Linked DNA regions of Homo sapiens: region 1 is linked to region 2. Evidence: chromatin loops called from intact Hi-C (ENCODE). Cell type or tissue: GM12878. All regions are shown on one strand. Links, peaks and the distances in the headings refer to the core of each region. The heading gives the core; the rest is flanking DNA. Region 1 has its middle 41 kb from the start of LINC02219. Region 2 has its middle 17 kb from the start of LINC02997.

The links. Hi-C counts contacts between places; a loop is a spot of excess contacts. Peaks named below come from ENCODE experiments on the same cell type or tissue, not always from the same donor. Only the 100,000 strongest peaks of a DNase experiment are listed, where the experiment ranks them.
Region 1: a loop joins it to region 2, with 4 times the contacts of the local background. A loop is called at or near these places in 1 of 110 quality-filtered maps.

The regions. Positions count from the first base shown.
Region 1 is chr5:68,147,080-68,150,002 of GRCh38, forward strand. No RefSeq gene overlaps it. Among named protein-coding and RNA genes, the nearest start is that of LINC02219, 41 kb to the right of the region's middle. RefSeq lists an enhancer at 2,059-2,108. In GM12878, for the core only: no CTCF peak of the experiment used is centred there; DNase peaks (open chromatin) are centred at 1,270 and 2,348; H3K4me3 peaks cover 783 bases; H3K27ac peaks cover 1,146 bases.
Region 2 is chr5:67,808,461-67,811,383 of GRCh38, forward strand. No RefSeq gene overlaps it. Among named protein-coding and RNA genes, the nearest start is that of LINC02997, 17 kb to the left of the region's middle. RefSeq lists a silencer at 1,355-1,414. In GM12878, for the core only: no CTCF peak of the experiment used is centred there; a DNase peak (open chromatin) is centred at 1,361.

The sequences.
Region 1 (2,923 bases), core at 330-2,829, 340 kb after region 2:
AAAAAAATAAATAAATAAATACATGAATAAAAAGAACAAGGAAAATGTAGATTTAAACTATCAAATGCCTTTCTTCATCTATCAGATTGGCTGTTGTGAGTTTGTGGGGAAATATGCAGTCTGTCATACACTTTTGGATGGAATGGTAAATTAGCACAATTTCTTTGGATGACAATTCATGAATAATAACAAAAATTGAAATGAGGCTGGGCATGGTGGTTCACACCTGTAATCCCAGCACTTTGGGAGGCCAAGGCGGGTGGATCACTTGAGGTCAGCCGTTCAAGATCAGCCTGGCCAACATGGTGAAACCCCATCTCTACCAAAAAATACAAAAATTAGCCAGGCATGGTGGTGAGTGTCTGTAGTCCCAGCTACTTGGGAGGCTGAGGCAGGAGGATCGCTCGAATCTGGGAGGCAGAGGTTGCAGTGAGCCAAGATCCTTCCATTGCTCTCCAGCCTGGGCAACAGAGTGAGACCTTGTCTCAAAAAAAAAAAAAAAAATTGAAATGAATGTTCACATCTAGATTATGTTTAGACATGTGAAATTGATACTGACAGTTGATTTTAATAGGAAAACCTGGGAATAATCTAGATACCCATCATGAGGGAACTAGTTCAATAAAACATGGAACATCCAACTTTGGAATACCATGTAACCATTAAAAGAGAAGAAGGTCCCCTAATCTGTCAGACGTAGAATAAGCTCTGAAGTATGTTGTGTTAAGTGGGAAAAGTAAAGAGGAGTAAGACGTGTAACATGCTGCACTTTGGTGGGTTTTTCTAAACCCACAAATATAAAACTAACATATTGAATAAGAATGACTCATGGAGTGAAATCACAAAGCAACTTTATTTTGTGTCCCATTGACCCACTAAAATATACTCAGTGGGGAAGTTCTCCCGATTCTGAATGAAAATTCAGAAAGTTTTATAACTTTTCTAATCACTTGAGAAATACACACTTTTATATCACTTTAGATCACCGACTTCATCTCAATTAAGAAATTAAAATGCCCAGTCTCATGTCATAGTCAAACCTGCCAACTCAAAGTTATTCTTACACTCCTCCCCCAGGTAAGGCTTGCTTTTTCTAGCTGGACATTTCTGCTAGTCGTTTCTCACCATTCCAGGGTGAAATGACAAGAAGTAAGAGAGCCTGAAAGTAAGAACTTGACTCTACTGTCTTAAGATAGCTTTACACTCTGTAGGTATGACAAGTATTTAAAGCTTACATTTTAACTTAGTGGCAGGATGACCAACTTACCCCGGGTTTCCCAGGACTTTCTTGGTTTTAAAACTGAAAGTCTCATGTCTCTGAAACACCCTAAGATCTGGGCAATACAGGATGGCTGGTCTTCCTACTCAAGGAACACTGTTATTGCCTTTTGGAGGCATCTCCCTCACCGATGGAGATATCTCACCTGCATTCCCCTGATGCATACAATGATGTACTCTTAGGAGCACTCTGCCATTCTTCCTCCTGGGAAACTTGCAGTTCACCCTCATCTTTTAACTGCTAAAGTCTCGTGCCCATCTGCATCGACTATCGTGCATATGCATGACTGCTCTGGTTTGAATGTGTGCTTCCTCCAAAATACATGTTGAAACTTAATCTCCAGCATGGTAGTGTTAAGAGGTAGGGTCTTTTGTGAAGTGATTAAATCATGATATCTCCTCCTTAACTAATGGGTTAATGCCCTTACAAAAGAGGTTTCAAATCCCAGCACTTTGGGAGGTCAAGGCAGGCAGATCACCTGAGGCTGGAGTTCAAGACCAGCCTGACCAAAATGGAGGAACCCTGTCTCTACTAAAAATACAAAATTAGCCGGGTGTGGTGACACCTGTAGCCCCAGCTACTCAGGAGGCTGAGTCAGGAGAATCGTTTGAACCCACGAGGTGGAGGTTGCAGTGAGCCAAGATCACGCCATTGCACTCCAGTCTGGGCAACAAGAGCAAAATTCCATCTCAAACAAAAAAAAGAAAGAGGTTTCAGAGAGTGTGTGCCTCTCTTGCCCTTCCTTTTTCCACCATGTGAGGACATAGCAACAAGGCACCATCTTGGAAGCAGAGAGACCAGATGCTCAGCATACACCAAACCTGCCAGCACCTTGATCTTAGATTTTCAGCCTCCAGAACTGTGAGAAATAAATATCTATTGTTTATAAATGACTCAGTCTCAAGTATTGGTGTTACGGCAGCACAAATGGACTAATGACCTCACAAAACTTTCTCTCTCTCTCTCTCTCTATCTCTATCTGTCTCCCCTGCATGGCTCACATCTGCTGCAGGAAAATCACTCACACATATTTTGCCTTGACAAACTCTGAGCATGCAAACCCAACCCACATGGCCCACACTCCCATTGCTTCACTATCAGTAGCCAGTCCAACTGTTGCCCCTGGTTCTCAGGCGAAAGTGAAACACTGTTCCTGGTGTCTGCCACTCAGCAAGGCCACAAATCAAACTCTCAAAAGTACTGCTATGGAAGGCTCTTCTCTCTAGGCCTGATGTTGGTGGGAAATGCAACATACAGCACAGTTTTATCCGAAGAAATTATCTTCACAATCATAGCTCTATTTCAGTTTATTTTTTGCCAACAGCCTACCATTGCATATCCTCAGTCTGGCTAAGAAATTTAAGGCTCATGAGACTGGTTTCTGAGTGTTTCCATTGAAGATTTCTATTTTTATACGGCACTCACGTTGGTATCTGAATATCTAATATCTGTCATCTTAGAGTTTTAGCTGAAAGTGTCAGCTTAGTATCTTATTTCTATGCTTACATATGCATAGAATAGCACTGGAAAGACTATGAAAAATAGCAATTGCTTCCAGAGTGGGGAAGTAACTGGCAGAGAAAGTAAAGGAAGAAGACTCACTTTTCACATTTTACAATCTTGTATCATTTGAATTTACACACT
Region 2 (2,923 bases), core at 126-2,625:
GAATCTGAGAAGTTGCATGTTTATCAAAGTCCCAAGAGATGATGATGCTGCTGAACCAGTGACCACACATGAAAGCCTTCGCCCCAGCCTTTGGCATTTATTTTTGGCACTTTCTCCTCAGGCACAGCACAAGTGGTTCAAACTTCAGGCTTACATATCAGACCAGTTTGAGTCCTGGATCTGCTACTCAGTAGCTCTGTGTCTGTGGGCCACTTTATTTAACCGCACTAAGCCTCAGCTACCCCTTCTACAAAATGGGAATAGAACCTACCTTGCAAAGATGTTTGAGGACGGGGAATCATGTATATAAAACTCAGAGCTCTATGATTTGCACAGATTTGAACTTAATAAATGTTAGCTGTTTAGGAATTTACAAGTGTAAGAATTTTATTTTTTTTATTTCATTTAACTTTTATTTCTGTTCGTTTCTCTCTGCCTTTTTTGTTTCTCTCACTGCCTCAGATGGCTTTGCATTTGATTTTCCTTACATTTGGAATTTTGTTCTCCAGACCTTTGCATAGCTCACTTCTTCTCACCACTCAGGTTTCAGCTGAAATGTACCAGTTAAGGAAGGCTTTGAGCCTAGATGAGGGTACCCTTCTCCTATCCGCTACCCACGGCACTTTCTCATTGTATGCTCAGTGGGTGGATTTTTACATTGTGATCCAATTTCTGGAATAGTAATAGACATTTTCAGGTTTTCTACTTCTTCTACAATCAATTTTATGTTTTGGTTTTATAGAAAATTGTCCATTTTATCCGTTTTCAAATTTACTGTCATAAATTCATTCTGTGACATTAACTTCTTCTTATTCTCTACGATATCAGTCTTGTACCCCTTTCACTTTCTAATATTCTTCGCACCTTCTCTCCATTTTTGTTGATCATTCCTGCCAAGGTTTGTCTATTTAACTAGGCCTTACAATGACCCACTTTCTGATATGTTTGAATTCTCTTTATTATATCCTTGTTTTTACTTATTTCTATGGTTTATTTCCTTTCTTTCTTCTTTCTGTCTTCTTCCCCTGACTTATTAAGTTGTATACTTAGGTCTTTAATTATTGATGTTTCTCCATTTATTCTATGAGCATTTAAAACTGTCAACATTCTTTGAATCTCAATCATGGTGGCATGTTTCTTATATGACTTTCAATACGTTTGAGCTACTTGAGCAAGTAAAACCTGTTGGAATTCAGAAGGCCCTCAGTTCAGACTCAGCAGAGGATTTTCTTTGGCTTTGGCCAGGTGCCCAGGCACTGCCAGACTGGGACTACTGTGTTAATTTCTCGGTTTAGGGTTTCCCAGCTCATGCAGGTGTTATAAATTTAAACCTCAAACCCACACAAGGGCAGGGCTGTGGTGATGAATTCTCGAGAGAGACAATTATTTTTTTCTTCCTCCTAGATTTAAAACAAAGAAACAGTTCTCTCGTCATCTCCTTAAAGGCAGTTTCACTGAGAGGGTAGCACTTCAGGGCCCTGAATTTATGGGACTTTCCCCTTCTCACGCTTCTCCTTACACAGGCTCCATCTTCTGCTCCATCTTCGCCTCCTCTCCTGGGTGTTGCCATTACAATTCCATATTGGTAGATGGCCTCAGCGAGATTCAGTGTGAAGTATTATTCTAAATAATTGTTTAGTTTTTATCTTTTGATTTTTAGGATTTTCCTTACTTTCTTGCTAGTTTGGCTGTGCATTCAAAAAAACTCTCTATTCTTTCTGAATTGTATGTTGGGATAGTACAAAAGAGCTTATTTTGAGACTATTTAGTCTGCCATCTTACCAGAAATTGAAGTGACTCTCATGACTCTTTAGCACATCACTGTCTTTTATCTCCTCTATAGGCTCACTAATGCCTGAATTTATTTTACTTATTTATGAGTTCATTTTCTGTTCCTCTGTTGCCAAGTTAAAAGTAAATAACCTGATGACAGGGTCTCCATTCTGTACACTGGTATAGCCTCAGTATCTAGAAAAGCTGTTGGCGTGAAGTAAGACTCAATCAAAATTTGTTGGTTGAACGACTGATAAGTAAATCATGGAGTATACATATGTGGACTATATCCTATGCGAACTTTAAAAGTAACTATTTATAAAATATCTCTGACACAATAAGGTAGAAAGTCAGGTTATTTAATAGCATGTGTAACATAACCTCTATTATAAAACACGTGTGTGCATATGTGTGTTTATGTTTGTATTTAAAACTATCTGGAAGAATATGCACAGAATATTAACTGTTTATCTCTGGTTAGTGAGACTTTTCATAATTTTTCTTTCATCCTAATACTTTATACTGAACACATATTAGTATTTTTTGTAATAATTAGAGGAGGGAAAAAACATCTTATAAAGGTCTGGGATATTTGCTACCTTAATTTCAAGGTGCATATTACAAATAAAGCTTCATTTTATCTTTCTTCCTAAGGACTCAGTCATAAGTTACTTGTGTTTGTTTCTACTTTTCTTGGAAGTAAAAATAAGCCATTTTCAGGCTTCTTCTCTACTATTATTCTGCTCAGTATAGGATGGTTTTTTAAAAACAACACTAATATGTGTTAATTTATCACTACAGGCACCAGGATTATGCAAGGATCAGCTAGAACCTCTATTCTGGATTTGATACCTTTAGCAACTTTAGTTTTGTTACTTTGATGTAAGGAAAGAGAGGACACCAAAATACGTCCCACACTGGCCTGGGGAGAGGAAAGGAGTGTTAGAGATCCTTTTTCTCCTCTACCACTACAGTTTTTGTCAGCATAAATTTGGACTATGTTATATCTTTATGCTAGGTGTCACCTATTCTTGCTTAAGGAATAGTCAGCAAGACTGTTAATTAATCCTCTTCCTTCTCAGCTGCCTGCCATTTATATCAATGATAATGTCAGGAGCTGAGGACACAAAGGTGAGTAACAATCAGACCC